Regions from separate parts of the Homo sapiens genome. Here region 2 is linked to region 1. Evidence: chromatin loops called from intact Hi-C (ENCODE). Cell type or tissue: HepG2. All regions are shown on one strand.

Evidence for each region. Hi-C counts contacts between places; a loop is a spot of excess contacts. Peaks named below come from ENCODE experiments on the same cell type or tissue, not always from the same donor. Only the 100,000 strongest peaks of a DNase experiment are listed, where the experiment ranks them.
Region 2: a loop joins it to region 1, with 4 times the contacts of the local background. A loop is called at or near these places in 2 of 110 quality-filtered maps.

The regions. Positions count from the first base shown.
Region 1 is chr10:58,529,405-58,534,404 of GRCh38, reverse strand. All of the region lies in intron 1 of BICC1 (BicC family RNA binding protein 1), which reads right to left. Among named protein-coding and RNA genes, the nearest start is that of BICC1, 19 kb to the right of the region's middle. RefSeq lists a silencer at 2,994-3,053. In HepG2, a CTCF peak has its summit at 3,117 (motif pointing left); a DNase peak (open chromatin) is centred at 3,124.
Region 2 is chr10:58,660,369-58,665,368 of GRCh38, reverse strand. The region is part of intron 2 of BICC1 (BicC family RNA binding protein 1); the gene reads right to left. Among named protein-coding and RNA genes, the nearest start is that of BICC1, 150 kb to the right of the region's middle. In HepG2, no CTCF peak of the experiment used is centred here; a DNase peak (open chromatin) is centred at 2,828; H3K4me3 peaks cover 29 bases.

The DNA of each region.
Region 1 (5,000 bases):
CAGGTTCAGTGTTTCCTGTGGGGGTTTTCAGTCTGGTTCACAGTATAGGCTGCCGCCCACTGCTTCTTTCAAAGGGTCTGTAGTTCCTTTCAGTTTTTCTGTTTAGTTCCTATGTTGCTTCTTGAAAAAAAAGTTCAGAGCATTAATTTCTACACACTACTTTGTCTAAGTGGGAGAGGCATGCTAGCAATACCTCCAATCTGCTATCTTGGGTAAGGGGAGACTTAATGCCCTCCTTTACCTATTTTCTATAAAGTCTATTTTTGTCTGATATAAACATGAACACCTCTGATCTCTTTGGGTTACCATTTGCATGGAATATCTTTTTTCCCTCCTTTTACTTTCAGCCCGAGTATGTCCTTATATCTAAAGTGTCTTGTAGACAGCATATAGTTGGATCTTGTTCTTTTTTAATCCATTCAGCCACTGTATGTCTTTTGACTGGGGAATTTAATCAATTTACATTTAAAGTAATTACTGATAGGTAAGAACTTACTATTATCATTTAATTGTGTTCTGTATGGCTAGTAGTAATTTTGTCCCCCTTTGCGGCTCTTGCTGCCTTTCTATTTCATTGATTCTTCTGTAGTGACATGCTTTTCTTTCTTTCTCATTTTTTCTGGTGCATCTACCATGGGTATTTCACCAGAGAGCTTTATATTTCCATATCCTTTCATGTTACTGTTTAGTATCCCTTTGTTTCAACCTGAAAAACTCCCTTTAACAATTCTTATAAGGCAGGCATAATGGTAATTAATTCCTCGCCTTTTGTTTATCCAGAAAGGTCTTTATTTATTCTTCACTTTTAAAAGTCTTGCCATATATACTATTCTTGATTGTCAGGTTTTTTTTTCCTTCAGCACTCTGTATGGATGAGGGGACATCAAAACTTTCATGGAAAATTGAATTAAAAGATAAAAATTAAAAATATGAACTTTATTTCTTGTCATAAGCTCCAAAAAGTTCCAGTACTCTTGTAAGTGATTGTATCAACCATTTAGTACATCACTAAAAAAGTGGGGGTCCTAGGAACTTAGCCATGTCAATGCAGTCTTTTTTACATTATTAAGTGAAGAAAAATGGATACCCTTTAAAGATGTTTTTAAATTAGAAGACAAAAAGAAGTCAAAAGGAATAAATCACAATTGTAAGGTGGATGCCTAATGATTCCCCATGGAAATTATTTAAAATTTGTCCTTGTTTGATGAGAGGAACGAGCAGAAGCACTGCCATGGCAGAGAACAACTCGCTGATGAAGCTTTCCCAGACGTTTTTCTTCTAAAGCTTTGGGTTTCTCAAAACACTCTCATAATAACCAGATGTTATTTTCTTTTTTATTTTTCTTTTTGGGACGGAGGCAGATGTTATTTTCTTTTGACCCTCCAGAAAGTTAACAAGCAAAATGCCTTGAATATCTCATAAAACTATTGCCATGACTTTTGCTCTTCACCATGTGCCCCTCTTGGTAGCCATTGCTTTGATTGTGCTTTGTCTTCAGGATTGTACTGGCAAAACCATGTTTCATCTGCTGTTACAATTCTTTCGAGAAATGCTTTAGGATCTCAATGCCAATTGTTTGAATTTTTCACTGAAAGCTCTTGTGTGCAGCTAATCTTAGCACAACAGTTTTGGCACCCATTGAGTGGAAAATTTGTTCAACTTTGATTTTTTAGTCAGAATTGTGTAAGCTAAACCAACTGAGATGCCTATGGTGTTTGGCCATTGCTTCTTCTGTGAATTGTTGGCCCTCTTCAGTTAGGCATGAATAAGATGAATTTTTTTCTCATAAATTGATGTGGATGGTCTGCTGCCATGGGCCTCATCTTCATCATCATCTCGTCCCTTCTTAAAATGAATTATCCATTTGGAAGCAGCTGATTTCTTTGGTGTACTATTCCCATAAATTTTTTGTAAAGTATCAATAATTTCACCATTCTTCCACCATGCTTCACCATAAATTTGGTATTTGTTCTTGCCTCAGTAATAGCAGAATACATGTTGCTCTGGATAGGGACTCTTTTCAAATTGATGTCTTACCCAAATCAGCAGGAATTTATTTTAGTGCCAAAAAAAAGTTTGAAATCCATGCATAGTTTTTTTTTTCATAATACATACCGTCCACAAACTTTTTGAAGATCCCTCATATAATCTCATTCCACTCTGTCCTGCGATGCTTCCACTGAGAAATGTGTGATATTCTTATGGAAAGTCTCTGTATATACCACATTGCCTTTCTCCTGTTGCCCTTAAGATTTTTGTTTTTGGAAAGTTGACTAGAATGTGTCTTAGTGTGAATTTCTTTAGTTTCATCATGACTGTAGTCCTTTGAGCTTCTTATATTTGGATATCTATTTCCTTTTTCACATTTGGAAGGTTTTGGCTATTGTAGTTTGAAAAATATTCTGTCCCTCATTTCCTCTATATTCCTCTTCTGAAATTCATGTAATGCATATATTGATTCACTTGATGGCGCCCCATAAGTCCCTTAGGCTTTCTTCATTTTTCCTTTTTCTTTTTGTTCCTCTGACTCAATAATTTCAAATGACCTGTCTTTGAGTTTGCTGATTCTTTCTCTTGCTTAATAAAGTCTGCTGTTGATCCCCTATAATTTTTTTTTTCAAATCAGTTACTGTATTCTTCAGCTTCAGAATTCCTGTTTAGTTATTTAGAATTCCTGTTTGGATCTTTACAGTTTCCATCTCTTAATTGATATTCTCATTTTATTCACAGTTTCATTGTATATGTTTTCTTGTAGTGCACTAATTTAAAATGTTCCTTTTAAACTATTTGTCAGGTAATTCACAGATCTCCATTTCTTTTGGGTCAGTTTACGGACAGTTATTTTGTTCTTCTGATTGGACCATATTTTCCCTGTTTGTGTGCCTTATATTTTGTTGTAATTTTTGTATTTGAATAAACGGTCACCTCTTCCAGTCTTTACAGACTGGTTTTGGATGGAAAAAGATCTTCACCAATCAGCCCAGCTAGAGATTCTGGCGGTCTCTCAAACCTTTTACAGAGATGAATTTTTTCTGAGCCTATGTGTGTAATTTCACAACCAGACAAAGTTTTCTGGTTTCTTTTTCAGGAGTCTACAGTCTCTTGCACCCTCTGGTGTCTGTTTGCAGTACTACGGGTATTTTGGTACTGCCACCAACCGCTGAGCTCTCTTGTTCTCAGCAGTCCCCAGGCAATCAAAGTATGCCTATTCCTCATCAGCACTCCAAGTCAAGCAAGGCAGAAACCAGTCACTTGAGTAGTCTCAAAAAGCCAGCACATTGGACATAATTCCATTTTACTCTTTTTCTCCCAAGGGAGAAACCAGTCACTGGACTTTTTTTCCTCATCATTAGCTGTGGTGGCTTGGGGAAGGGGCCGACTCAGATGAAATGAAACAGCTTTTCTTACCTGTTTCAAAACCATGGTTCTTGGTTTTAAACTGGAGTTCTGTGACTTCATAAGTGATTTCTGGCCTTCTCATAAAGGCTTTATTGGACCACATATTGTTAAGTCAGTATTTCTGTAGGGGTAGAAGTCTGGTGCTCCCTATTCCTCCATCTTGCTGACTGCAGACAGGCTTATTTTTGTAATCTCATAAAGCATTCTCTACATGAAGAATTTACAGTAAGGAAGTTTCTTTGATTTAGAACAAAGGTATGAAATATCTTAAACGTCCATTTCCGCCTCTCCCTTTCTGATTTTCTTTTTTTTTTTTTTTTTGCATTTAAAGTATATAAAGACATTGTACTGGACACACAATCTTATATACCATCTCACCTTCATCTCTGATTCCAGCGAGGCTACAGTAAACAGTTCGGCATAGGTATCAACCCACTTTGGGGTAACAATGTCTCATCTCAATCTTACACTAAACATACTTCTTTATTACTTCCCTAGGAGCTTGTTAGATATCTATACGTCTAAGTCTTAAGTGTATTAACACAGAATCGCAGGAAAGGCAGGCCCCAGAAGGCAACCCTTGACTCTCCTCAAGGAGGGAACAGAAGCTGACAGACCAATGCCTCTCTTTTTAATTCCTTAGGTGGACAATTTAGGGATATAGCTTCTGGGCCTCACCAGAAGTAGTAGTCATCCTCAGAAGTAACAAACTAGATAGTGCATCATTGTATTGGCTTTGCCTTTTTCTATTTGATTCTTCAATTCCCTCATTTCACTTCTTGGTCTTGTGGGGTGGAGGTACGTGACCCAGGCTATGATGTACATTAATCAGGGCCTTACTCTACGTGATCTCCTTTTGTTTTCTGTTAAAAAATACAGATACGTTTCCTCTCTTCCACTAGATTATATTCCTTTTAAAGGTAAAGGGCCTCATTTAATTCTGCAGTCCCATAATATGCACTCATGATTTTTGTCCAATACATGCAACAATTTCCCATTGTAGATGGCCTCACTAGTCCCAAATGATTTAAAATGAAAAAAAAAAACTTTCACAAGCTTGAAAGCTAATCATTTATGCAAAACTTTTAAAATCCAGATCCATTTTTATAATGTTTTGTTGCTAAAGCCCAGTTTTTAGACTTGGTCAAATATGCTCTATTTAGATAATGCATCTCAGATATCCATTTACTGATAGTAAATATATTTTTGAAGGTGATCTTTCTGTGTACGTAATAAGTGCCAACAATGTTTTAGTAAATTATAGATCCCTGAAGAAAAACGCTATAGATCTATAACAATCTCAGGTTTTCTTTTCCCATATAAAAAGTTCTAATTAAAAAAAATTCCCCCCAGATTAAAATAAACATGTCTTTACATGATTCCTCCTGCAAGACTCAAGCCAAACACACATTTCTCTGGCTTGAAGTTAAATCATTATATGAAATAACTAAAAAAGATAAAATCTTACCAAAACATTGCCTTTGCTTTAAGTGATGCTTTTAACAAACAAAAGAAAAAGCTCATGATAAAGGGATCAACTCAGAACATAGATAATACAAGATTTAGTGGTCTTCTGCGCAGAATAAGAGAAATACTGTGTT
Region 2 (5,000 bases), 130 kb before region 1:
CTAAAATAATGCAGGCACTATAATAATATTATACAGAATACTTATGCTTAAAAACACAAGAGAAGTTATCAAAAGTATGTTAAGGGAACAAGATACTATTAAAATTGATCTTGCAGATTTCAAAAATGGTTGTTTTTGAGAGAGGTGGGAACACTGAGAATGCCCCTTTCCTGAGGCTTCGGCACACAAGACCTGACTAAAACTGAGGCTGGGAAGTGACAGACTACCAAACCACCCACTTACCCTTCCATGAACTTTTTACCAAGTAATAACAAGCAGTAGTCTACTACTGGGGAAGTGGCAATAACACAGACCCCTGTGGCACAGCTGTACAGAGCTGGCAGAAAGCCAAAGGTAGATCAGGAACACAGAAAACTGTACCACACTCCGGGACTCATATTAAGCTCAATGTAGCAGCAGCAATCCATCCACCACTGGAGAAATCTGAAGTCTGTTTGCACTCAAGGTAACTACAGCAACAGCAAAATTCAAACCCAGCTCAACTGCTGACAATACTGACTACTGACACACTCCCCTATATTAACGAACTGAAGAAACAAAAAAAGTAACCATTGTGGGTATTAATTTTATTTACCACAGACTATTGCTCTTTAACACACAATACCAATATTCAATAAAAAATTACAAGACACAAAAGTGGAGGGAAAAAAAAAACCCACAAGCCTATCATCAACAGATAGCATAGTCAAATGAAATAGACCTCAAGATGGCCCAGACTTGTAAATATCAGATAGAACTTTTAAAATAACTACAATTAATATAAGGATCTAATGAAAAATATTATCAATGTGTCTGTATAGAAAGGGAAATTTTACCAGAGACATAAAAACTATAAAATAATCCAATGAAAAATGTCTGAAATGCAGAACAAAGCCACAGACTGAGGAAAAAGCTATTTACAAAACCTATATCTTATGAAGAACCTATATCCAGAACTCTTAATGCTTTTTAATCCAATAAAAAATTAGCAAAATCTCAAACATATACTTCACCAAAGGAAACAATGATTAAGCACATTAAAAAATGCTCGATATTGGTTCTCAGAGAAATGCAAATAAGTCCACAATCAGAAACTACTAAGTATCCACCAGAATGACTAACATTTCAAAAGATAGATAATAACAGGTGCTGACAAGGATGTGAAACAACTAAAACTCTCCTATATTGCTGGTGGGAATTTGAAATGGCATAGCTACTTTAGAAAATAATCTGGCACTTTCTTAGAAAGTGAAACACACACTTACATGAGCCAACAATTACACTCCAAGGCACTCATACAAAAGAAGTGAAAATATATGTTTACACAAAGACCTCTATGTGCATTTTACAGCACCTTCATTCATAAAAGCCTTAAATTAAAAATGACTCAAATTCCATCAACTAGTGAATGAATGTTTTTAATGTGATATACCCATACAATAGACCACTACTCAGAACCAAAGCAATGAACTACTGACACACCCAACAACCTCAAATGAGATGAATCTCAAAGGATTTAATAAATAAAAGAAGACAAAAGACTATAGCATATGATTCTATTTAAACCAACCATCTCCAACCTTTTTGGCATCAGGGACCAGTTTCATGGAAGACAATTTTTTCACCGAATGCAGGGGCAGGGAGATGGTTTCGGGATGAAACTGTCCCACCGCAGATCATCAGGCATTAGATTCTCATAAGGAGTGCATAACCTAGATCCCTTGAATGCACAGTTCACAATAGGGTTCATGCTCCTATGAGAATCTAATGCTGCCGCTGATCTGACAGGAAGGGGAGCTCAGGCAGTAATGCTCACTTGGCTACCGCTCACCTCCTGCTGTGTGACCCAATTCCTAACAGGCCGATACCAGTGCACAGCCTGGGGGCTGGGGACCCCTGATTTAAATGACATGTTGGAAAAGAAAGAGAAAACACACCAGAGGTTGTCCAGTGCTAGAAGTTGGGAGGAAGAAAATGTCTGTTAAATAAAACCTAAAAATTGGGCCGGATGTGGTGATTCACACCTGTAACCCCAGCACTTTGGGAGGCCGAGGTGGGTGGATCACCTGAGGACAGGAGTTCGAGACCAGCCTGGTCAACATGGTGAAACCCTGTCTCTACTAAAAATAAAAAAATTAGCCAGGTATGGTGGCATGAACATGAAGTCCCAGCTACTCAGGAGGCTGAGGCAGGAGAATGGCGTCAACCCAGGAAGCAAAGGTTGCAGTGAGCCGAGATAGTGCCACTGCACTGCAGCCTGGGCAACAGAGTAAGACTCCGTCTCAAAAAAAAAAAAAAAAAAGAAAAAGAAAAAGAAAAAGAAAAAAATTGGATGTTCAAAGCCAACTACAAATAAAAATGACATCTTTCATTTATTTATTCAACAAAACATTATTGAGTGCCTACAGTGTGGCAGGTACTATTCTAGACACTGGATAAAAAAGAATTTTATTTTAGTTGCAAGAGTTCTCTTTTTCAGAAAAGTGATGACAACAAATGCAATAAATTCACTTTATACAAGTTTTCCACATGTAACTGAATGTTCAGAACTCGCAATACTTTTCCTTTCTTACCAGATTGTTACAAAATCTCCTATATTATCTCATGATAGTTTTGTTATACATTTATTAGGATGAACTATATGAAACTGCAATGTTGTCAACAAAATAGTTCTTTCCTATGTTTCAAAAACAAGGATTCAGAAGCAAGAAAGGTGTAAAAGTAATCAGGGGTCATGTCATGCCCTTCTCATTGTAATACGAGATAATCAGTGACAGAGTTTCTAGTCAAAACGTCTGATATTCTGAACTTTTTTCACCTTTCGAGAGCTTTCGCAACATTCAGACTTGTGTTACTCATCTTGTAAATACAGATGCTTGCTATGGAGACTTAGCTGACTTCTGGTTTCACATTCCTAATGCAAGAACTAAAGAACAACACAATTGTTCTCATTTTAGTTAAGTTTTTAATTTAACCTCCTTCATCATGGGTGGAAAACCCTTGTTTAAAAGGATTATTTCATTTGGGCATTTAAAAATGGAATATCCTTCCAATTCCTTCAGATAATTTTAGAAACGAAATTATAAATTGTGTTTTTTAACATTATTCTAATTTTTTAAAGGCCATTGGGATTTTTATATTCTTCTAGTAGAAGATGTCCAAGATATGTGTCATTTGTATTTTGGCCTGGAGGGACTACTAATTCTATAGCCACTTAAGTTTTCTTCAAGTACACCAGAGGCAGGTGCTACTCAATACACAGGCACACACTAAGAGAATGGAACTGCACGCCCATATGTGCCTCTCAAAGGACCTCACTGCAGAGAAAACACAATACATGGAAATTTAGAACATAAGAGATGGAACATTTTATTCTTCATAACAATTTTTAAATTCCAAAATGTGACAGTTCTAAGGTTAAAAAGTATAGTTTTCTATATTTTTCCAATTTTTTCTCAACCTACACTCGAATTTTTCTGATTTTACTTTCTTGATTTCATCTTTTAAAACTATACCAAATTTCAATGCCTCATATGTTAAAAGCCAAATTATATCAGATTTGAAGTATAAATTCAATAATACTTAATCAAATTTTTAAGTAAAAATTTACTTAAAGCACTGTTATCCTCCAATGACTTCAGCTATTTCCACTATGCAAGAGATGACCTAAATTAAACTTTTGCCACATAACCTTTGCAGAATCAACTTGTGCCAACAAATGAGCACAACCCGAACACAGCATATGTAGGTAACTCTATACCTTAATTCTAATTGTTTAAACCTAAACATTGTCAATAATAGCAACCAACTTAACAATCTTCAGAAAATGAAAAACAGATGAAAGGTCTTAGATCATCATGAATCACACAGCCATGGAATTTAGCTTCAGATCACTCTTAGGATTCTTTTGACTATAATCAGGTTTGGTGCTTTGATTTTTATAATCTAGGCCAGTGACCCTCTACCTTTTCTCCTTCCAGTTTTCCTAAAGGAGGTGGGGTTAGGCTAGGGGATGCCTGATGCCTTTAAAATGCCATTTCTAAACTCCAGAGAGAAATGACATGGAACTAACTGAATACCAGTATTCTGAATTGAGCAAAGAAGCAGAAACAAGGATTGGCATGAGAGAACTTCAGGGACAAAAAAAAAAAAAAAAATTCAAGCTCGATATGCGAGCCCTTTAAAAAATTACGAATTTGAAAATAAGAATCTTCCCCCTTAAAAAACCTGACAGCATCAGGTTGCTACCAATGCACTAGATCAGACCATTTGGAAAACCACTGCCCTAAAACCACAGAGGAAATGAAAACATTCGAATAAAATCCAGCCATCAACACCCCACTACAGCCTCACAATTAATGAGAACTTACCTCTCTATTCCACTTGTGGGAGAAATGGACAAATTATAAAAAGAGAAGCTGATAAAAATATACTTTTCTTAAATCTCTACTACTCCATGTGGAAAGCATCTAGGCTTTGAAATATTTAAAGAGACATAATGTGTGTAAATGTTAAATACAGTGGCTTTCAACCTTGGCAGCACATGAAGTCGCCTGGGGTGACTTTCTCTTTCCCTTTTCTCTCCTCTCCTCCTGAGGAGGTGCAATGGGATGGGGTGGAGTTGCCAGGCAGAGGCATCAGTCCTATGAGACTGGTAGCCAAGGAAGGGAGGTAATGGGAGGGTACAAAGATGTCAGAAGGAGTCTTGAGTAGTTGGAATACTGGTTATGTTCAGCACAATTAACTAATTAATTAGGCATAAAGTTAATACACTGAGGATCCTGGAAACCAGCTTTCTCACCTTCTGAGAAGAGACGGGCTAGAAGTACACTAAAGTATTTGGTTAGAATGTGAACTATCAGAATGAACTCTTTTTTTTTTTTAATGGGTTAAGGAATGAACTTTTTTCAGGAAATTTATAAAACAAGAGTCACAGCAAGAAAAGAAGATACACAATCCTGAAATCTCTCATTATTCCTGAGGAGAGGTGATCCAGGGCC